3 separate regions of the Mus musculus genome follow, and regions 1 and 2 are each linked to region 3. A link is a loop called in an ENCODE intact Hi-C map of the cell type or tissue named here. Cell type or tissue: left cerebral cortex. All regions are shown on one strand.

Region 1 (8,000 bases), 1.7 Mb before region 3:
TCATCTTACTTGCAAGTGGCTGCTTGCCCCATTCCTCTTTTCCTGTGTGCTCAACACAGCTTTCTTGTCACCACTGTCAGGGCACTCAGGAACTCACAGGTCAGCCTGTCACATGAATCATTCTGGAAGCTATCATGCTCCTGCAGCATTCTGTGGAAAAAAACAGAAACATTGCCCCCTTCCCCCATATTAAATATCTGAACAGGCTCATGCCATGTGTCAATAAGTGGATCCTTTTCATCTCACCTAGACATAATTCTGTCTAGTTTTAGGATACTATGGAGCATTTAGTAAGTTTTTTGTCATCCAAATTTTAAATTTTTAAAAATAAAAATGTGATTTAAATAATGTGCATGGGGATATAATTCCCCCCTTCTTTGTTTTTTAAGAAGATAGAGTTTTTAAAGTTCCACAATACCATGTCTTTGAGAATTATTAAATTGTTGACAAAACATCTCAAATACTTGACTGTAATAGTCAGTTTTAATATCTGTTTTAATCTGATTTGGAACACCAAGTCTATTTAAAAAATTAACACAGACAGTGACTTTCAGTTGTTTCTCTTGTAGAGCAGTTGTAACTAGAAAACCTGAAAAGGTATTAAATAGTCACATGTGCATATTTTATTTAATTAATTATTTATTTAATCAGAAATAAGAGTATCCATTTTAAATAATTACGTATAAGTCCTCAAAAATTAACACCATTATGTGAAAACAGGTAGAAACTGAAGACATTGAGAACAATTTTTTACAATTTGACATACAGATTTTTTTAAATACTAAAGTATTATCTTAAGCCATTACTATTTTGATGATGTAAAGAACAAGGTTATATGGCCAGTTATTTTTGTGTTCTTATGAGTTGTATATGCATAAACAATTGCAAAATTGCAAATTCATAGTATCTGAAGGATGAACAGTTTGAAGCAATTGTAAACTCTGAGCACACACTCTCTCTCTGTCTCTCTCTCTCTCTCTCTCCATACATATATATATATATATATATATATATATATATATACTATTAATATACAAATTAAAGCTTTATGTTTTAACATTTTAAAACACTGGCTACAGTACACTATTCGATTATCTGTGTTGAAGTAGGAGGCAACTCAAAAGAACAAACATGTGATCTAGTCACATATACTTCTCTCCCATAGAAGTGCTGTTTATAAATATACTAGATGTATTCTTTATGGAATGCTTTGAGGAGAGATCTATGGAATGCCACTAGGCAGGAATCTGACATTGGCCAAGGACAAGGAAACAAGCCTCAATCTTTAGGCTGTAATAGGAAAGCAGGCCAAGGCAGTAACTCCAATCTTGGGGTGGAACAAAAGAAGCAGGCTCCAGGCAAGATCCTGGGTCCGGACAAGGACAAGCCTCTCTGAGGCTGCTCTGAGCTTTGCATTAACTGTAAGTATTTCTTAAACTGTGCATACTGTTACAAATTTTTAATCCTAACCAATAACTTATGAGCCAACAATCTATAACCAAGACATATAAAACATTTATACCTTTAAAACCATTCAGAAACGAAAAGGAAATGGCTGCATACATTTGCTTATTTAAACCAAACAAAAAGCTTAATTTTTCTAGCTGTAATTTCAAGAGCGGAGCACCTTGTCATCTGATGAATCTAATAATCACAAGCACAGAGATTTTTGTAGGAAAAACAGCCATCAGTTCCTTTACCATAGAACTTGAGAAGCTGCTGGTCCCTTTAAGAGCAGCGTTTACAATCAGCTCCTAGCAGGGCTTGATCCCTTTAAGAGCAGTGTTTACAATTCGCTCCTAGCAGGGCTTCTTCAGCCATACTAGCTCATCTCAGATATTCACATAGCTCTAAAAACATACACAAAAACACACAAAACAGAAACCAACAGATCCAGACACATGCGACCCTTTCTCGTGCTCCACAAGCAGGCAAAAGAATTAGATGATTTTGGAAGGGTAAGATTCCACTTCATAAACAGAACTTGGTCCCTCTGACTGATCTCTGGAGATTACCAGATGTCCCTGGCTCTCCCTACTTCCCAGGGCGTCCCCCAGGGTGGCAGTCTGTGGTGACCACAGTCCTGCGGTCCTTATGGCCCGAAAGGACAGCTGCAAATACCAAGCGTGTGTTTCAGAAAACCCCATCATCTACAAACACCAGAGAAACCAAACTCAGGTGGATCCAAACTCAGACTGCGCCATGCTTCAGAAACAAAGGACAAGACACAGACAAACAAACCAACACAATAAGCACACGTCACCGGCCGGCATGCATACATTCCAGAGGGGATCCCCATGCCTCCAAGTCAGTTCTTGGGTGTGAGGGGTGGTCGTGTTTCCCGGTCAATGCATGAAATGAAAGACCCACAACATGAGGGCTCACTCCCCCACGTTCTGACTCAGGAGAGGCGACACCCCAAATCACTCACAAGAAATGGTCTTGCTGCAAACTGCAAGATGACTTTTTATTTTGTTTAAGAGCACTCTTAGGCCCACAGAGGCCATCAGACAAGGAAACTGGTCACTAATTGTAAAGACCTTGTGTGTGCTGAGGACATCTGTGGGATTTCTTCTAGCCATCACCACGAGCAATGGCCTCAAGCAGCAACAGATGTGCAGACTGGAAATAGCAAATGACCGCAGGTGGTGACAAATCCAGACTGCAGGAGGTGGAAGATGCTCATCCATACTCGCAGCCTTAGAAACTCTTTACCAAACCAGTCCTGCCTGTCAGGACTTTAAAGTCCACTTCACTCAATTCACAAGCACCTACAGTACTGGCATTAGAGTCTTGACAGGGTGATAACCAGGCAAAAGAAAAGCTGTTTGTGTATGGCTGCAAGAACAAGTCTTCAAGTTTAAAATATAAAGTGTAAACAATTAGTTTTAAACTATTATTTTTGTTTTGTTATGTTTTACAAATCTACTAGCTTTCATGGAATAGTTAGGATTATGGAAATGGCCTATGAATTTTAATGTGTTTAGGAGACAATTCTTTACAGAATGTTTTGTCAGCCCAATGACGCCCAGTGATCTAACCTACCCTAGGCTGTTTGCTTTTATGCTCTAGCTGCCTTTTCAGGACTGAATGGGCTTTATTTTTATTAATATATTTCTTTTCACTGATATCAATATCTGTAAATAGTACATATAGTGACCAAAGGAAACTTTACAATTCAATCCTCTCAAAACCCTGTAAGTCAGATGATTTTGTTTTGCTCATTTAGATTTTAAAAATGGACCACAAATAGTTACTAGACATATACCATACCTAGAGCCATTATATATATCTTAGAACTAAAAGTTAAATCAAATTATTATTGTTAAAAATTCCATTACTTTATAAGACAGAGCAAAATTCCTCAAGGTTGTAAGGTATCCTGCTGCCCATAGCTTCCTCTGAACTTTTGGTGTTTTAGTATCACATTTTATAAAACTAATTAAGTCAGAAGATGCACATGTAAATGGGTCATAGTCTGCTGTAGTCCAAGATATCCATTAATTGAGTGTACGTTTTTCCTACAAATATTACTGTTTTTTTTTTATCTCATTCAAACAGTTATAGATTGGCCTTGGGAATGGAAAGTAAATGTGTCACTAGACTAGACAGAAAAGAATGTGTGTTGCTTCCAAATGCTGCAGGTGCTTTTGTGACTCTGAACACAAGGTGGCAGCCATTCACCCTTTTAGACTGTCTAAAAGAGGAGAGAGACTTCTTGCTGACTGCATTGAAGAGTTACATTAATTAAACTAATCAAAACACATGACACTTTGGAAAGTTGTAGGTGTCTATGTTAATCACAATTTACTGAAAATGGAGGCTTTTCAGATGAGAACTGAGAGATGCATTAATCTATGGGTATAATGGTAAGTCATTACGAGTCAGTGTGATATTACATTGGTTGAACAGAATGATCTCCTGTGGTCTTTATCCAGTCTAGTCACAGGTTCTCCAATATATAAAGGATTTCATTTTTGTGGGGTGGATATAAATCCAATCAAAAAGTAGTTGGTGCAGATAGTGTGGCCTATGAGCTATAAGGCTCTCAGAAATTAGGATGTCCATACAGGATTTTTCTTTCTTTCTTTCAAATACATTCAGTTTATTCACACAAACTTTCCTGATAAAATTATGCAAGTATAAAGGTTAAACAGACATCTTACCAAGCAGGGAGCACTTGCTTGGACAGAAATGCTGCTGCAGGGTTCCACTGGGGCATATTCTCTAGCAAAGATACTTCAAAAGCTGGCAGGGTCTACCCATGTCTGCCATGAAGTCCTTCAGCTGTGACAGGTCAGAGGCTGGCACTGTTGGACATCCAGAAGATCCACAAGAGTCCTGGGCAGCAGCTATCTCTGACAAGCAGGACTGTGTGAGCCCAGCAACAGTACTGGAAGTTCAACAGTCACTAAGGCCAGGGCCTCAGTCTTTAGTCTTCTTGCTGATGGGTATCAACACAGTGTCTCAGAATATAGCAGTATCATCCTACAGACCATTCCCAAAGTTCCGATTTCTGTTATCATTTCAATGGGTAATAGCATAGCTCTATCAGGGTTCACAGCTCACAGTGACAAACTAGTACATCAAGACTACCTGTGGGTTAGTTCATTAGCATATTATATCAGTCATGGGCTAGGTTCATAGCCAAATTCTCAGTAGCCCACCAAGGCCTTGCTTCTGAGGCCTTGTCAGAGAAGCCTGGTAGTAAGCTTGGGCATCGGAGTATTTCAAGTCACATAACATGGCTTTTTAAGTTACACACACAAAAAAATGGTTTCTAAGTTACACAAAATGGTTTTTAGTTTTGTTCTTAACAGTTGGTTACTCCTATGATATTCATGCCACTATTATACCAGCGGTCATCTTGCCATCATCACTACAGCTCACATTATTCATAGTTGGGTAAATTTGATAATTACTTTCTCCTCCAGTATTGTCTTAGTGAGGGTCCATTGCTGTGAAAAGACACTATGACCATGGCAACTCTTATAAAGGTAAACATTACATTGGGGCTGGCTTACACTTTCAGAGGTTCAGTCCATTACCATCATGACAGGAAGCATGGCAGCATGCAGGCAGACATGATACTGGAGGAGCTAGGAGTTCTATATCCTGATCTGAAGGCAACCAAGAAGAGACAACCTTCCAGGCAGGGAGGTCTCAAAGCCCATTCCCACAGTGGCACTTCCTACAAGGCCACACTTACTCCAACAAGGCCGAACCTCCTAGCATGTAGTTTTTACTACCCTGCTTTAGGTTCTCTTGGATCCATGGATGAAAGACACAAACACATTAGTTCATTTTTAACCTGCCTTATTGGCTCAGTGGCTGAGCTCTTCTAAGCCTACAGTAGCTAGTGTGCCCTTTCCTTTACTCCTAGCTCAACATGTCTGAATCTACCCTCAGCTTAGTTGCTTGGTTCCTTTCCTCCTAGTTCAGCACCTCTAAATCTTCCCTCAGCTTAGTTGCTAGGTTACCTTCTGTGAAGACCATTAATCTTGCTGCCCAAGATGATTTTGGGCTGTCCTTCTGTGGGGTGCTTTCCTTTTCTGCCTACATTTCAGAAGATTTCCCCTAAAATTCTGAGTCTCCCCCAAGAATCTCTATTCTCCTCTTCCTGCCCTCCCCTCCTCCTAGCTTGTGGGAATCTGGAAGTCCCACCTCTTTCTTTCCACCCACCCACTGAATGCTGGCATCTTTATTGACAGATTAAAGACCAATTGGGGGCAAGGTCTTTAAGCATCATTAAATACAGTTCCTGATGAAATCAAAGCATCAGAACCATTCCTCTACACCTGGGCCAAACATATTCAAACCACCACAAGTATTGAGCATAGCACCTGCCAGCACTGTACAAAAGCTAACCAGTGGGGATGAAGGTTTCATATCAGTACCGCCTTGATTTCTTCATGTTCTAGGACTTGAGTATGTGGTGCCTTACTGTTAAGTTCTGGAAGACAATTCCTAGCACTATCAACCACCTATAATAGTTATGGGTCTATGAAGCCTCGGTATGCAACAACTCCAAAAGAGGTAACCCATTGCTGGCACTGAAGTTTTCATTTGCTAGCCTAAGGTGTCTTATAGGGGCATGCATTGTGTTGTCAACTGAGGATCTGAAGTTACCTGGGACAAACCTACAGACACTCCTGTCAGGGATTATTTAGCATCTGAACTAGGCTATAAGGGATTGCATTGATTAAATTAATTGAAGTGGAAAGACCCACATTAAAAATGATCAATACCATTTCTGGGCTTAGGTACACAGGTGTATAAAATGAAAAGATTAATCAGAGCACAGGTTGCAGTCATCCATACTTCCTGCTGAGAATGTTCTATGCCCAGGGTCAGCTGCTTTGAGTTGCCAAGATATACAGCATGTTCAACTCTGAATCAGAACACATGCTTTTTTTCCATAAGTAAATGTTAGAACAGAAATAGTTGAGGTAGAATAAAAGGCATGGCTCTCTTCTCTAAAACTAGAGGGTTGAAGAAGCAGAAATTAAAAGCAAAAACAATAGAGAATGACTCTATCTCATTTGCCAACAGAAGCTATGGACCAGGGCACTTCTGTCATTTGAATGTACATGTCATTCTTGAGATTGTACTTTGCTCAGAGTCCCTGCTTTTCAGAACTCAGCTCTTATTTTCTGATGCCCAGTTCCACACCCGCTCCTGTATAAAGATGAAAATTATTGGGAGAAACAGTTTTCTTGGAGTGAATTCTGCATGAAGCAAAGCAATATGCAGGGGATACACACTGACAGGTAGGAATTTAGGTGATCTATAAACTTCACTTGAAGCCACTTATGAATACTTGCATAACTTCGGTTACTGAGGAAACAAGCAAGACTGTAACATTTGTTCCTCTCATGGGACATCCTTCCAAAAGTTTTCTGCTAAGTGTAAAGAAAACCTGTTTTTCTGGGTATACTTTATTTCACAGAAAGTAAGCACCGCAAAGATCAAAGTATAGGGCAGAAAGAAGATCATGAATTGTATGTAGTTTCTACAATATGCTGAAGTGTAAGAATTGATTTCCTCTAAACCTCAGTGAGAATGTTGAGGCAACCTAATCCACAGATGGGGTTGGGTGGGGGGAGTAGGGTAAAGCTCATATACAAAGAGATCCTGTGGCCTCACACATTGTACATGCCCAGAAAGGCTAGCCAGTCTATTACTGCTTGTGATTGTCTACCAAAAGGAGACACATTGGATTCTGTTTCTGATATCAGCCACTGCTGAAATCCCTTACCCCAAAAAGCTTTTAGAAATCATTACTTGAATTACTATTATATATAATAATTTTTCCAACATTGAGGATCAAACACAAGCATACTGGGTAAAACTCACTCTGACCTAAATTCCTACCCCTTTTTGTTAGTATCTGTTTCTTTACTTTTAGCTGATACAGAGCCTCATTCTGTAGCTCAGGCTGGACTTGACCTTTGGGATTCCCCTCCTCACCCTCCAGGGAGCAGAAATTACAGGCAGACATCACCATAAAAATTTTTTTTAGTTGGGTGAAATTTCTCCCCTTTTTTGAAAATGAATTGTTTTATCATATAATATTTCTTGTTTATAGTCTCTCCTCCTTTTACTACTCCCAGTTCTTCACCATCTTCCCTCCATTCTGGATCCACTCCCTTTCTGTCTCTCATTTAAAAAAGAAAAAGAAAGAAAGAAAGAAAGAAAGAAAGAAAGAAAGAAAGAAAGAGAGAAAGAAAGAAAGAAAGAACAGGCTTCTAAAGGATAACAACAAAGAATAACAAGATACGATATAGTAAGATTAAAACATCAAAGTTAGACAAAAGCAAGCCAACAGAAAGAAAAGAACCCAAGAGAAGGCACAAGAATCACAGACCCACTTATTTGCACACTCAGAAGTCCCGTAAAAATAATAAACTGAAAGCTAAAATATCTACACAGAGGACCTGGAGCAGACCCGTGCAGGCCCTGTGCTTGCTGCTTCAGTTTCTGTGAGCTTATATGAGCTT
Region 2 (8,000 bases), 180 kb after region 3:
CTCTTATAGGTGACCTTCTGTCAGGCTTTGCTGTTTTATAGGCGTTTCTCAAATTCTTGATGGGATATTCTATGATTCTGTAGCCCCTACATTCTGAATATTTGTAAAAACAGAATCATAGTTTTAGATGTAGCTTGGCCATTTTGGACCACAGCTGTAGTGGCCTTTGAGTTCCTAGACAGCTAAGCCTGCGAAACACTTTCTAGAGGGCCCAAGTAAGCACAGCATGCTGGAGCCTGTGATGGGTGGAGTTTTTTGTTTGTTTGTTTTTGTTTTTGTTTTTTTGTTTTGTTTTGTTTTTTGAGACAGGGTTTCTCTGTATAGCCCTGGCTGTCCTGGGACTCACTTTGTAGATGAGGCTGGCCTCGAACTCAGAAATCCGCCTGTCTCTGCCTCCCAAGTGCTGGGACTAAAGGCATGCACCACCGCCCAGCTGATGGGTAGAGTTTTGCCAACAATTGTTATCGTCCTGGTGTGTAAATTGCTTAGTTTCATTTAACACTTCTAATCTCTCTTCTTAACTCTTATGAGCTCTTGGTTTTGCTAATGCTCCTTTTCTGGACAAATCACATTTTTTTCCTCCTTTGAAAGGCTGGCTAATATTAATTTGCTAGCAACAACCATGCCACATCCCAAATATTTCTGCCTTTTTGAAAATTGCTCTGCTAAATTATTAGTCCATTAAATTAAGCCTCCTTCAGATTTTCAGAATGTAGCGTGTAATTATTAAAAAAATAAATTCCATGCTAATGCCGTCTTCACAGTCTCCCCTCCCCAATTGGGAGCTGCAAGCCGAGGTTTTCCCAGGCTTCTGAGGCTAGCCTACCTCTGAACCCCTTGAATTTCCCATTTCCAAGTCATCTATCCCCTGTGGCTAGCTGTCACAAATCCCAGTAATCCAGTAAATGAAAACCCTAGAGGCTTGTAATTTATCATTCTGATTTATAACAGTAACTCTTAAAACCCCAAAATACCCACATAAAGAACTCAAAACTCAATTGATATAAATACATGCTACACACTTAGTAGATGGGGCAAATGTACCCTATGTCACTCAGTTGTCCTGCTATGGTATCCATTACTATCTGTGGCTCTTTAGGCCACTTAGATCTGGTTCATCTTCTTTAGGTTCCATCTTGTCTCCATCTTCCTCCTCTCTGTCTCTCTGTCCCCTCTCTAAAACTTTCAGCTCCACCTTCCCTTCCACTGCCCAATTACAGGCTCAAGCCTTATCTGACTAATTAAGATTTCACCTGACTACACCTGAATATGGGCACTCCTGAGGGAGCATAACAAACAAGCAGCAGTCTACAACACCAGGATGCTGCAAAATATGCAGAAATTCTTTGCCAGTTGTAACAGGAATGGTTACAATTTCCAACAGAGTCCTTGTTTGCACCTGAAACTTTGGTTTCAGACTTCACTGTCTACTTTTCTATTATCATTCTGATCTTTTTGAACTTCTACTTGAAGTATCCATTAAGCTCTGCTTATAGCATTTTGGGATTTCTCTAGTTTACATAGCAAACCTCTTGCAATTTGCTCCCATAAATCAGCTCAACAAGACTAAGCCAGATTCAGGTTTAAACACAGCAGTGACTGTGCTTCTCTGGTTCCAGTTTCAGAGTGAGTTACTTTTGCATTGCTGTGACCAAAATACCTGACAGAAACGGCTTCACGGAGGAGATTTACTTTGGTTCACGGTTTTAAGAAATTTCAGTCTTTTATAGCAGGGAGGCGCACAGAGTATGTGACAGAATCATTCTCAGGGCTGAGGTTAGTACCAATAAGTGTAGCCTTTAGTGGCCTGCTTCTACTGACCTGTTTATGCAGGCTAGTACCCACCTCCTCAAGGTTCTACATCCTCCCAATATAATACTAGTAGCTTGAGAACTGTCATTTGAAACATGAGCCTGTGTGAGATAATTGCACACTTAAACCATAAAAAACATTTGTGTATTTTGTTGATTTTAAAAAACAAAAAACCACAACTCTTGCTTTCATTGACTTTAAGCATCTAAAAAAAATCTTTCCTCTGAGATGTCAAAATGACATGATTTATTGTACATATGTTACACTTGGCTGCAACTGAGGACAAACCTAGTTTAAGTTGCCTCAGGTCCAGGTAGAACGAACAGGGACCATTTTGGTTACAAATGAGGCAAGTCTCTCAGAAGTGGTCTTGGTGATTAGATGGTAATGAAGTCCTAGATAAAGTATGATAGGTAGCATACAGTCTAACTACTTGTATGAACACTTCAGTCACTGGCATTCCTCATTTCTGCTCCTACAGCCATCATGTGTACACTCTACATGACTAGTTACTTGGCCTTTGGTTGATCTTTCTCCTCTGGAATTTTAGGCAGTGTATTAATTGTATATAGTGTATATTATTTGATGACTCTTTTTTTTTTTTTTTTTTAGTAAGCATTCTCTTTTCCAATTTATTCTCATGCCAAAGGAACTTCTGTAAGGGAGGCAACAGTAAGGCTGAGGGACTTGAATCTTAATAGACTCCTGTCTATTAATTTTAGATTTAGTTCTATGCATAGTTTCTTAATGTATGCTATTGGTTCAGCATCTTCATTTTAAAAATTTAAATGTGGTACCACTTTGTCTTGATCCTGTAAGTTTTGACGTCTTTTTTTTTTTTTTTTGCTTTTATTTATCCCCATATATTTCCTAAGTTATTTTATGATTTCTTCTTTGATTCTTAAATAGTTTACAAAAAACGTTTTAGTCTGTATCTGTGCAGTAACTGATGGGAAACTAATAGAACTCCTTAGTATATGAGAATTGTTTTCTTGTATTGCTGTCAGGATTCTCTCCCTCGTGACTTTTTTTTTTATGAGATTGGGAATTGAACTCATTGCCCCCTGGATGGGCCTATGGCTTATCCATGGCGTTGGCAGTTTGATTATGTATCTTAGTACAGGTTCCTTAGGTTTGTGCTTGCTTGACTGTGAACTTCTTAAATTTGTCAATTTCTCTCCTCATATTTGGAAAGTTCTTCCTATTTTTATCTTCTCCTTTAGACATTGTGTAACATTCTGTTTGACTGATGATAGCCTGTGAGTCAAGTTCTTTTAATTTTTCTTAATTCTTTCTTTGGTGGTTCCTTTGTCATTGTCATTTCTTTCTTCATAGTTACTATTTTTTCTTGTGATTGGCCAAGTTGAGTCTTCATATATTTTAAGTTATTCTTCAGTTTTAGTAACAATGTTTGAGTCTTTTCATTTATTTTCTGTTTATCTCATTTTGTTTACTATTTTGCTGATTTTCTGGTTTTGTTGTGTATCTGGACAGTTCCCTGAGCTGCTTCTTACCTCCATCTCTCCCTTTCCTTTATCTTCTTGTTACCATTATTTTTTCCTTTTCTCTTTCTCTCCTGTCTTCTCCTGTCCCCTCCCCTCCTTTCCCTCCACTCTTCTCCCCTCCCCTCAACATCTTCTCTAAGCCTAGTCTAAACTTTATTTATAGCAGTCCTTCTGCCTTAATTTCTCAAGTTCTAGGATTACAGATGGGAGCACCCACAGCCCATGGAGATTTAAGTCTATCCCTTGGAAGGTTTTGTGTGTGTGTGTGTGTGTGTGTGTGTGTGTGTGTGTGTGTGTGCTTCCCCTTTTATTTATTTGTGTTGCTTTCTCTCAGGGTTAGCTCTTCTTAACAGTCTGGTTCTAGTCTGGGTGGTTTCTGCAGCTAGTTAGTCCATTCAGAGAGTCACGAGACTTTGCAAGCCATTTCTAGGGGTGTAGCGTCTCTGGGCTTGTTCATGGAAGAGCATTGTCTGTATCTTTATTTAGGGAACAGTCTGGGCAACTCCTCTGCCCTACTGTGTCCTCTCACACACACTGTAATAAGCCATGGTACTAGAGCTCCACCTAATGTCTATCCTTAGAACTACAGACTCTGGGTGCTGGACTAAATCATTTTGATTTCCTTTGTTCTCAGTTCAGCTACTGTTGCCAGTGCTAGATTCAAGAAAGACAGCAAACAGTCCCTGTGGTAGCACTTCTACTTTCCCTTTGAAGGGAAAACTCTGGGAAAGAAGTTGCATTTCCTCCCGTCCTGCCTTGCAGAGAGGGCTCCTGGGCGTGGATGTGGTTTTGTATTTTTCACTCAAGAGACAGGACCTCTTAAGCAGTCTCTGGATTTCTTACAAGGACGAGTGATTCATTTATTACAGTTTAGTCTGTGTTTCAGTAGGGAAGGGGGTTTGGGGTTTCCTAAACTTCAGTCTTGTTGACATTAAACTATGTGTTCTGATTTTTAAGGTTTAATTCTTTGAACTTGATAGGTTAGATTCTCACCTCTTTTTCTCTTATATCCATTTGGGAGTAGATAGAAGGTAGGGTGGTGGTGGTGGCAACCATTTGTTAAGAAGGTGCAGGAATGTGGTTAACTTGTTGAAAATGTTTTGAGATGCTGTCCATCTCCAGTTATCAGTGCAGTTTAGCAAAAACTCCTAAGGCAAATTTCAAAATCTAAATTATGTAGACACTGACTTCAGGTTGACTTAATATTGAAAATATTTTCATTTTGATGTATGTTTTAGAGTTATAAACTTGATGAGAAAGTTTTTTTTCCCTATGTGCTTGTTATAGGTTTGCAACCTTTATGCCAATAGTCACATGCATTGAGACGCCTTTCTAAGTTATTGATAGAAAATTACCTTCCTTTGAATTAATATGTCTCACATTTTAAAGTAATTAGAGAATGATTTTAGTGATTATGATCTTTGTGCTAACTATTCTGAGGACCTGTATAGGTTATTACTTCTCTCTTTGCTGTGATAAAATACCTGAGAACAAAGCTTGAAGAGGACAGAGATTAGAGTGGAGGGTCCAGTTCATTTGATTACAACAGACAATAATTACCTTGTAAACAATGGACCACCAAAATGGTAGCTGCAGCTACATGAAAATGTTCCCAGTTGGGAGATGTTAGTTAAATCCAGGACAAAATGGGGGTAACTCTGGGCAGTTCAGAGGGGAAGACAGGTGTGAGAGTGGCTCTAACTGTGGGACCAGGCCATACTGCAAGCTGATTGATCATATTACATGTGCATTCAGGAAGCATAGTGCTGGTGATGTCCTTGTTTTCTCCTAGTGTATTTACTTTACATAAGCTGCTCACAGTCAGGGTAGCTTTTTTCCATTTTTGTTAAACTGTTCTTGAAACATCCTCACAGATACATCCACAAATTTTGTCTTCTAGGTTATTCTACATTTCATTAGATTGACAATCCCATCACAGTATGCATTTTACAAATAGTTTATTGCTATAAACATCGTAAGCCGGGCGTGGTAGTGCACGCCTTTAATTCTAACACTGGGGAGGCAGAGGCAGAGGCAGGCAGATTTCTGAGTTCAAGGTCAGCCTGGTATACAAAGTGAGTTCCAGGACAGCCAGGGCTATACAGAGAAACCATGTCTCAAAAACCAAAAAAAAAAAAAAAAAAAAAACCAAAAAAACAACCCCCCCCCAAAAAAAACAAAAACCAAACAAACAAACAAACAAAAAAACCATTGTAATAGTTCATCTTTTTGGCCATTTAGTTTATCATCAAACTCTTGACAGAAATAGAGTATGGAAACCTTATGGAATTATTTTCTTTTGTACAAAGCTATTTTTAAGTGAATTAGCACTATTAATAGATAAGTATATAAATGAAAGAAAATATGACTATAGCAAAATTCAGTAAAATTAGTATTTTAAACATTATTAAGTGCCTATATATATATATATAAATAAATTCATGACCTTAAGAAATTACAGTTAATATTTGAATTCCCTAAGGTTTTTCTGTTACAAGTCCTATTTTGGTATGTTTGTTTAGATTACTCAAAAGGCATAGATTTTTATTTTGCAACATATATAGTGACATTTTAAAGATTTAATTTATGACATGATATTATGTTTATATTAAGAAACTGAAAATAGGCCATCCTAATTTCCTTTATTAATAAGATGCCATATTAGTCAGCATTCCCCAAAGCTGACTAATCTAAGAAGGAAATGCTCTGTTGCTGTGAAGAAAAGGGGGAGTCTTTAGACTTAGAAGTTTGGTTTGGTTCTCAGATGTTGTAGAAATAGTTACCATTACTTAGCTCTATATCATTGGAACTGGCAGAGGAATGAATCTATAGATGCTTTAGTATTAGGTCAACCTCAACTGAAACTGGCATGATCTACTAAGATGAGCAACCTGAGCACTTTCTAACCATGATAATCTTGGCCATATTGTATTTATTAACTACATCGACTATTTTGTGTGACCCTCAGAGCCATTCAGTTTTTATTCTGATTCTGTAACCTGACAGCAACGTGAATCCTTTGGGAAGTTTTGGGGAACACAAAACATTACCTTGATATCTTAGAGAGCTGGGACCTGCTCTACTAATTCTGATCAGTATAAGGTTGTCTAAGTGCTAGTGATAGGTAACATTAGTAAGACTGAAAGATGGATCCCAGGTCATGTCTCCATATACATTTTTGTTTGCCCCTTGGTTTAGGATATTTAAATTTAATTTAGATGATTTTTCTAACAGAACAATGCTACAAAAAAGGAAGAGTTGGAGACAGCAAACAAAAATGACTCTACTAAGAAGTTGTCTGTTGAGAGAGTGTACCAGAAGAAGACCCAACTGGAGCACATTCTCCTTCGTCCTGATACATACATTGGATCAGTGGAGCCACTGACACAGGTAATTACTTGCTAAAATTGATTGAGATTAGAGGATATGCATATCTTCTTTTTAAATATTTTAATAAAGGCATGGTTATGTAGTTTGTAAGTCTGCGACTTTATGTCTGTTTATGATCATGATTAAGAAGGACAGAGGAGCTAAGACAATGCGCGAGACTCTGGGCCTGAAACTCACAAACAAGAAAACCAAACAAACCTAACCAAGATGAACCCTGAGAGAGACCTAGGAGAACTGGAAATCTGTTCATTGCTTATGGAGATAAGGACATCAGAATATAAAAGTGTAGAATAAAATGGTGCCATAAGAATTGGTTAAAAGTTTAACATAGTGTGTGCTGTGGTTTACTTCAATAGTGATACCTTCTAGAGCTGATTTATTTATGTTTACTGTGGCTTTGGCTTACATATATTATTCTGCTTGATTTAACATTTTTGGGAAGTCCAAAGTTAGACTTTTATTGTTTTACTCTGCTATATTTTTCTATAGAATATAGATAAATTTTGAAGTGAAAGTAGAAAGTAAATAAATGTTCTTCATTATTTTAAACATTATGTAGGTATTATTTCTAGGGATCCATAGTTGTTGACAGAGAACAGAAATTTCTAGGCCTTAAGAATTTGATTTGGGGTTCCCATCTGCTGTAGAATGGTTAGAATTAGGACTCTTAACTCTTTATGAAACGAGCAGAGAAACTGAAGTTAGAGGTGTTTTGTTGGACACTGGGGATTGAGCCCAGCGCCTTATACTTGGCTCAGCACAAACTGTTACTGAGTTACAGACTTATATTACAGCTGACCTACATGTGAATAAAATACAAGCAATGCAACTTGAACAACTTTTCAATTTTAGTTATTTAAGTTTATTGTGAGACTACAGGACTTGACTTCAGGTTTACTTTGAATGCCTGTTTTAAATAGAGTAACTGACAATATGGATTTTTAGTTTTCTTTGTTTGTATTTGATTTTGTTTTGTTTTACTGGTTTTTTTTTTGTTGTTGTTGTTTTGTTTTGTTTTTGAGACTGGGTTTTACTTTGTAGTTCTGACTAGCATTGATTTGCATGTAGCCCAGATTAGCATCAAATTGTGGTAGTTGTCTTTCCTCAGCTTTCTCTGAGTGTTGAGATTATAGATGTGTATCAACGTAACTTGTTGAGTGTGTGGGTTTATGGTATATAAACTTGGAGTTAAGAATTTGTGGTGTAATAAAACTGTTTTGAATCATTCTCCTGACACAGCTAATGTGGGTGTATGATGAAGATGTAGGGATGAACTGCAGGGAGGTCACCTTT
Region 3 (8,000 bases):
CTTTTATCAACACTCCAATACTGAAGGTTACCAAAATCAGATCTCCAACTTAGAGGGCTGATATAAAAAACTCCAGAATGAAAACATATTGCTTCCCCTTTATTTCTTCTTATAGAAAAGGATAATGTTTAAGGAAAGTCAAAATATTCTAAAACAAACAATATGCTTCTTAAAACTAACGACACTCATGACTCTCGACCTCCATAGCACATGAGTTTTTGTGCTCTGTGCCCCTGATACCCGTGAGTGCTGGTGGCATTTGCAGTTCCAGAAGGTGGCAGTTTTTGCTTTAAAATTCATTTCCCAGACCTGCATTCACAGTCCTAAGCCTAGTAAAAACTAGAGAACATTTGTTGAACAAGTGTCCGTGCTAAAGTCTACAAGAACTGCAAAGCAAAACATTACATCTCTAGTACCCACTAACTTGCAATCCATGTCCTGCTTTTCTCCAGAACTCAGTTTCATTTGGAGAGTAAAATGAAAGAGTTTAGCCAGTGAGTCTTCAGGTTTTCATTGGCTCTTTTCAGTAGCTGTATCAGCAAACATAGAGGGTGTTGTTCAAGCAGGGCACAAGTAGCTTTCTACTTGTGAATGTCTCTTGCTGGAGAGACACCATAGGGAAATTTTTTGAGGAATGGAATTTCCATTTTTCATGGATTCTGCTGGTCTTGTCCTTAATAAGTAAACATGATTGTGCCTTTTGCACCACACCACGCCTATGCTACACGGGGTTTAAAAATTACAGTTTTTCAAGTTTGAAAGAATAAGGACAAATCAGGTCTACCTTGTGACATAAAAACATTGTTAGAAACAAAGTGTTATGTTGAAAACGTGACAAAGAAACATTTACTCAAACATTTTTAAAAATAAACTAGTTCAGTTTAAGTGAAAGGCCTATTAACCATCAAGGCTTTGGCTCCATCATGTGGCCGTTTGGATTTATTTTACTTTAGTGTTCATAAGATTTTTTGTTTTGTTTTGTTTTGTTTTCAAGATAGGGTTTTTCTATGTGGTCCTGGCTGGCCTGGAACTCTCTCTGTGGAGCAGACTGGTCACCAACACTGAGATCCACCTGCCTCTACCTCCCAATTGCTGGAATTAAAAGCATGTGCCGCCAATATTATTTACGAATTTAAAAGTGCGTGTATCTAAACTTTACAGCATAACATTTTGACCACTGTATATATTATGAAATGATTACTGCAATCAAGGTAGTTAGCATATCCATATGCTAATATCTCTCATAGAGACCCTTGTATATGACAATAAACCTTAAAATTGACAGTTCTGGAGCTGGAGAGACAGCTCAGCAGTTAAGAAGAGTATTTGCTGCTTTTACAAAGAATCCAGGTTCAGTTTCTTTCTTTCTTTCTTTCTTTCTTTCTTTCTTTCTTTCTTTCTTTCTTTCTTTCTTTCTTTTTCTCTTTCTTTCTTTCTTTCTTTCTTTCTTCCTTTCTAAGATTTATTCATTTATCTTACGTATATGAGTACACTGTAGATGTCTTCAGACATACCAGAAGAGGGCATCAAATCGTATTAAAGATGGTTACGAGCCACCATATTATAGTTACTGGGAACTGAATTCAGAACCTCAGGAAAAGCCATCAGTGCTCTTAACCACTGAGCCATCTCTCTAGCCCCGCAAGTTCAGTTTCTAATTCTCAGGTTGGCCACTTCACAACTGCGATCTGGCACCCACTTCTTGATTGACACACATAAACCCACACAGAAACATATAAATAACAAATTATAATTTAAAAGGCTAACACTCTTAAGAACACCATGTGCTGTTGTTACCTCTGTTAACTGTGCAGCACATACGTGTTCAGGAACACACTTATAACAAGCTTTGGACCTTGATAAATCTCTCCACTCTACAACCCTCTTCTTCCTCTTCCTCCTCTCCCTCTTTCTCTCTCTCTCTCCCTCTTTCCCTCTCCCTCTTCTTCTTCTTCACTCCTTCCCTCCCTCCATCTCTCTCTCACCCTTCCCCCTCTCTCATTTTCTATATTCTGCATTTCTGTGTGATCAAACAGTTTGTCTTTCTTTGCCTGGCTCATGCCCCTTAAGCATGAATGTAGTACAACTTTTTAAAACTTATCTCCAACTAGCTTACAAATGAATGAAACTCAGACTGTGGTTGTTTTATTTAACTTTAACAATTACTGGGATAACTCCTAGTCTACTTTTCTAACTGCTGTCCCAGCTACCTCCCCAGCAGTATACTTCAGATACTTGCTGTTTCTCCTGGCCATGTTCTCATGGTCAATCTCTTCTCATGACAGCTCTCTTTTCTCTTATTATTCTTCCTCCTTCTTCTGCTGGTCTCTCTTCTTTTTCCTCTGTCTTCTCCACTCCTAACCAATCCCACCTGCCTCTAATCTCTCCAGCAATTGGCTTTCACTGACCATTATTCAACCAATAGTTTTAAATCCGTGAACAGGGTTTATACAACAAAAGCTTATGAATATGAGAATTCACTCATAGGCCTAGACCTTTGGATACAGAAGTTTCCACTCCACCCACTCCACTAGTCCCTTACCCAAATTCATGACTTTTGGGTTTGTTTCATAACCCGTTTAGTTTTACTAGGGCCATCTGTGTGACTATTGGATTAGAACTCTCCATGATGCCCAAGAGGGTCACCAGTGGGTCCACAACTTAATGTAATGAGCCTCTCCTCACTGAATCTATAAACAGGAAAGAGTTGTCATGATGGTTACCTCACCCCCTATTCTGAGCCACTCCTCCATCCATGCTGGCCCATAATTATGCAGATCCAGTATAAGTATATGTAGTTGCTATGAATTTAACATTGCAATGGTTACTCAGAAGATGAAAATCTATAGCTCTTCTTCCTACCATCTGACTCATACATCCATTCTCTCCTTCTTCCATGGTGTCTCTGAGCTTTGGGGGGGGGTGATTATGAATGTCTTATTTAGGGCTAGACACTCACTCACTCATCTCTCATTTTCAATACTTTGTACAACCATGATTCTCTGTATTCACAGCCCTTCACTGGGAGGAGAAACTTATCTGGCTAAGTCTAGGAGTAACATGTCTATAAATGTATAATTTATATATAAACAAGTATTTAGAAAGCAGTTTAACTCTATGTATGTATTGCCTGGCTAAGCAATAGCATTGTGTTTCCTCTAGGCCTACGACTTCCTCAGCTACATATTTTGACCATACTAAACATGTATTCCCTTGTGGAATGGGCCTCCATTCCAGAGACCAGTTAGGTATCACCATGTGCCACTATTGCACAAAAAGGCATATCTTGCCTGGCTAGGTGGTCTTGTAGTTTAGAATGTTTACAGCTGGGTCAAAGTATTGTTGCCTGTTCTCCTCCAGCAGCTTGCATAGAACCGTCTAGAAACACTCCTCTTTCTAAAGCCCTCCTAAAAAGTTCCACCAGCCGGGGACCAAGAATTAAAGTGCATGAGCACATGAGGACATTTCTCAATCAAACCTCCACATTACAGAAGTACTATTGCCATATTGGTAATTGTTCCTGTCTCTTCCTTCTCAGCCGAGACAAGGTCTTACTTACTCTGTAATGCAGGCTGGCCTGCTACTCACTATGTTGCCCTATGGCTTCTAACTCATGGTAATTTTCCTATCTCAGCTTTTCAAGTATTTCTTTGCCAGTGTGAGGTACCACACCTGGCATTCTCTCTTATTGCTCCTTTATTAAGGTTTGCTTTTATTCATGCCTCTTTACATTATGTAGGTTTTTATTTTTATCATGAGGCTTACATAAAGTATTTTATAGTCATAATAATCTCTGCCAATTGCATCCAAAATTTTGTCTTTTTATTCACTCCAAATGTTCCTAAAATAAGTTTACTTTTTAAATATTATGTATCTATTAATAACTTCTTATAGTTATAATTAACCTTTTAAATGCCTTAAATATTAATGTATTCAAGTAAAATTCTTCTGATAATTTTTTTCTGAAAGGATAATTCAAGAAACTGGAGCCAGATGTGGTTGTATATGCTGTTAATCCCAACATTTAGAAGGCAGAGAGACAAGAGGATGTCTGTTCATTTGAAGCCAGTCTGACTTACATAGTGAGTTCCAGGACCACCAAATCTGTATACAGAGACCCTGGCTCAAAATTACCAAAAGGAGAGAGAGAGAGAGAGAGAGAGAGAGAGAGAGAGAGAGAGAGTTTTCACTAACTTTTTAGTAGAAAATAAGCAACCTTTTTTTTTAAACTGGGAATAGCAGATACCGTATAGAACTCTGTGATAACTGGATGATTATGTATCAGAACTCCCAAAATGAAACTACTATATTTTGTCCTTTCATGCCCCTCATACTATTGTGGCTGAAGCCACTTTAAGGATATACACAAGATATGTCTTCTAGGGATCTTTTAAGGGAGGAAAATTATTTCACTACAGAAGAAACAAAATTAGTTTGGGTGTATGCTGGGAATAGAACTCAGGTCCTCTGCTGAAGGGGCAGACAGTCTTAACCGCTAAGCTGTCTTTCCATCCAACCCTAATTGAGGTTTTCAACCAGCAGCTCTTTCTGAGACAAAAGCATGGGCTGGTACGTTTGACCCCCACTGATTCCTCCTGACAGTTGCCGGGTAGGGTAGCTGCAGCATCTAGGGTAGAGGGTCTCTCCTCAGAACTTCAGATCTCTCTGGATCTGCACAGGAAGTCTAGTCCCCTAGAGCCACCTACTTTCTGTCACCAACCATTCCTGAGGACTGAGCTCAGAACTGTTTTTATTTTTAGTAAATGCCCTTCTCTACAATCTATTTTCCTCATCTGCCATAAAAGGCTTCAGGATAGTTTGTGAACACAAATACCCGAGGGATCTTCTTGCAACCCCATGTAATGTTCATATCCATAATATCCTGTGGTTTGGTTTGGCTTTGTGGAATCAAAAGAGAAAATATTATGCATGGCATTTCTTTGTTTAAAAAAAATCTATTGAACCAGCTCTGGAGAATTCATACCTGCTGAGCTTTAAAGCATAGCACAGCGAGTGATTAAAATCCTGTTGTTTCTGCTGGCTTTGCGTCTTTGTGAGAGTTATTCATCAGAGAAAGGTCTTGCTTTCTGTATTTACAGTGCTTTTCTCCAAAAGTTGGGAAAAATAAAACAAAAACTGGAAAGGAAGCTTAAAAGTTGAAGTAGTCTAGACACAGGGTGGGCTTTATAAGAGCCGGGACTTCGTCTGAAAGTGCACAGTATAAACCCTGCTTCACGTTCATTTACATAATTGGCTGCCCAGCATTTACATAATTGGCTGAACCCGGAGGTCTGCTATCTGGAAGCAGCACTTCCAGTTTTGATCCTTTCAATCCTGTGTTGGGCAGCCCTGGCAGCTGGACCCTCCCTCCCCCACTCTCTCCTGGCACACATCCAGGAGTGTTTGCATAGATCCCAGCTGGTGGCATATTGAACAATTTTACTGGAAGACCACATTTGGCAAGCAGGTGCCATTGGGCACCAGGCATTCTCCACGTGATGAAATCACATCTCCCAGCCTCACACTTCTTGATTAACTGATGAGGCTAAACTTCATTGTTTCTGAGCAAAGGCTTTCTATTCAAATCACGTCTTATGGCAGAAGAAGCTGTCAGGCTCAGAGCAATCACACTGACCAGATCTTTCTTTACAGTAAACTGTGGCAGCTGCCTGGGTTGTATAGAAAGTACACTGTGACACGGGGACTAAATGAATATCTTTGATAGCTGCACTGCCACAATTGATATAAAAAGAATAAATACGCAATTGAGAAAATTATAGGTAGTCAGACTCAATTATTTAATTAGCCTAGCCAATTTGAATGTACTAATCATTTTATACTTAGCATATCTGATTTTATGTCTCTCTTAAATAGTTATTATTCACCTGCTCTAATGTGAATAGGACTTGTCCCCTCTGGAACTCATTTTGAAAAGTTACTGGGGGCATCAGCAATTGAACTCAGGACCTTGCACATGCCAAGCATATGCATCACTACTGAATCCCACGGTCAGCCTCATGTTGACACTTGATTATCAGTTCAAGAGTGTTAGGAGCTGAGCCAGAGGAAGGTTATATGGGTCATCAGAGGGAGCCTTCACGAGTAAACTTATGCATTCTGCTAGAAGGGGAAGTTGCTGCTGGATGCTTGGTATCTCCTCTTGTTCTCACCATCTCTCCAGGCACACACTCACCCTCTTGGTTTTCCATTATCACAAAGCAGCATATGTTCCTGGCTACGTGGGATGTGGGATGTGGTCCCTGGTCATAAAAGACCCAACCTCCCGGACCACACCTAAAACAAACCTATATTTCTTTAAAATTAGAGTCTCAGATGTTTTCTTAAATCAACATAAAATCAACTAACAGTAAATACCTTAAATAACCTTCGATTTTGTACACATTTATTTTCCTGTTTGCTTGCTTGCTTGATTTCTCTTTTTTTCTTTTCCTTCCTTCCTTTCTTCTTTGATTTCCCTCCTTTCCTTTTTTAATTTCTTTTAAGAGACTGTTTCCCTGTGTAACTGCAGGTGGTCAAGAACTTTCTGTATAGATTACTGCCTGCCTCTACCTCGAAAATGCTAGATCAAAGGCATGGTCCCTGCCTGACTATACACTAGTCTTCTACGTTTGTTTGTTTGTTTGGTTGGTTGGTTGGTTGGTTGGTTTTGGTTTTTGAGACAGGGTTTCTCTGTATAGCCCTGGCTGTCCTGGAACTCTTAGCCAAATGATGTAATGCATACAGACATAAATATATCCACATGTACACATACATATATCTCTCTATATATGTGCACATGTGCATACATGCACACATGTACATATACAGATATATACACACATGTACACTAACACAGTCACATATGTCCACCAGTTCACTGGTGAGCTCTTGCTGGCCACTGAACCTTCCCAGTAGATCTGTACATTAGGTTTGTGCTGATTGAAATGTCTGGTACCACCAGGGTTCTTTTGAGTCTCTAAGCAGCTATGTTTACCCCTGGGGGATTCTGGCGTTCCCTCTAGCTATGGTTTCCTCTCAGTGCACTCAGTGCACTAGGGGATTTGCACCTAGGTTCCTCCTTTCCATCTGCACTTTAAGTCCTTCTAGTACTGTGTGATACAAGATTCTCCTTAAACAGCTGCTATGTTACAAACTCTATACAGCTTAGACCTCGTGCACGCAGGGACAACGGACTTGCACTTGCTTCAAACTGCAGAGCAACTCCTGGGAATTAAGGGGTAGATGGGTTCATGTCTTCAAATACTTCTGAATCTATTTGTTCTTAGAATCTATTTTGTTCTCTCAAGGGGAGATATGGATAGAAAACATTAGTGCCAATCACTCTACAAGGTTGGGAATTAGTTGTAAATTTAAAGAAAAATTGTGTCAAATAATTCAGTCGTGTTTAATTTATAGACACTAATTGTCTCATTTTAAGATCGAAGATTATCTTAAAGTCTAAAGCGAACCAAACTTCTATTGTTTTATGTAAATGTTAATATGGATCCATGGCTGTAGGGCCAGAATAATGTGGTCAGAGACAACAGAAAAACTAGGAACTGGTAAGGAAGAGTTTTAGTAGCTACTGAAAACAAGATTCAGCCCCATGACCCTAAAGTCAGGGAGAATAATTTTATCAAAGTCAGAAACTCATGCACACAGTGTTTGGAAGGGCTGAAGAGTCTGGTATGAGTACAAGTAAACTGGCAGTCATCCCAGATGACTTATAAGTACGTTCACATACCTCACATCTCAAAACATAAAACAGTAAAAAAAAAAAAAATTCTTTAGTGTCCTCTCTTCTCGGTAACTTAAAATTTTTATGTGATGCCTGTAAAATGAAAACCTAGTTACTCATTTTGTTTATTATTACTAATGCTTTCAGACATAAAATCAAAGTGAAGATAAATCCAAAAGACTAAGTCAAGAAGCAGATGCAGAAATTATCTGGTAGATGCTGCTTGTCTTATCCTCTGACTGTCATAATGATGCACGGTGTC

Evidence for each region. Hi-C counts contacts between places; a loop is a spot of excess contacts. Peaks named below come from ENCODE experiments on the same cell type or tissue, not always from the same donor. Only the 100,000 strongest peaks of a DNase experiment are listed, where the experiment ranks them.
Region 1: a loop joins it to region 3, with 4 times the contacts of the local background. A loop is called at or near these places in 3 of 42 quality-filtered maps.
Region 2: it touches region 3 in a loop (5-fold over the local background); 4 of 42 quality-filtered maps call a loop at or near these places.

The regions. Positions count from the first base shown.
Region 1 is chr14:14,478,370-14,486,369 of GRCm38, forward strand. No RefSeq gene overlaps it. Among named protein-coding and RNA genes, the nearest start is that of Il3ra, 140 kb to the left of the region's middle. In left cerebral cortex, a CTCF peak has its summit at 3,661 (motif pointing right); a DNase peak (open chromatin) is centred at 3,668.
Region 2 is chr14:16,376,511-16,384,510 of GRCm38, forward strand. Top2b (topoisomerase (DNA) II beta) reads left to right here. Exons shown (of 36, transcript NM_009409.2): 2 at 6,552-6,707; 3 at 7,947-8,000. Among named protein-coding and RNA genes, the nearest start is that of Top2b, 15 kb to the left of the region's middle. In left cerebral cortex, a CTCF peak has its summit at 3,891; a DNase peak (open chromatin) is centred at 3,888.
Region 3 is chr14:16,195,798-16,203,797 of GRCm38, forward strand. No RefSeq gene overlaps it. Among named protein-coding and RNA genes, the nearest start is that of Oxsm, 44 kb to the right of the region's middle. In left cerebral cortex, a CTCF peak has its summit at 921 (motif pointing left); DNase peaks (open chromatin) are centred at 922, 4,798 and 5,370.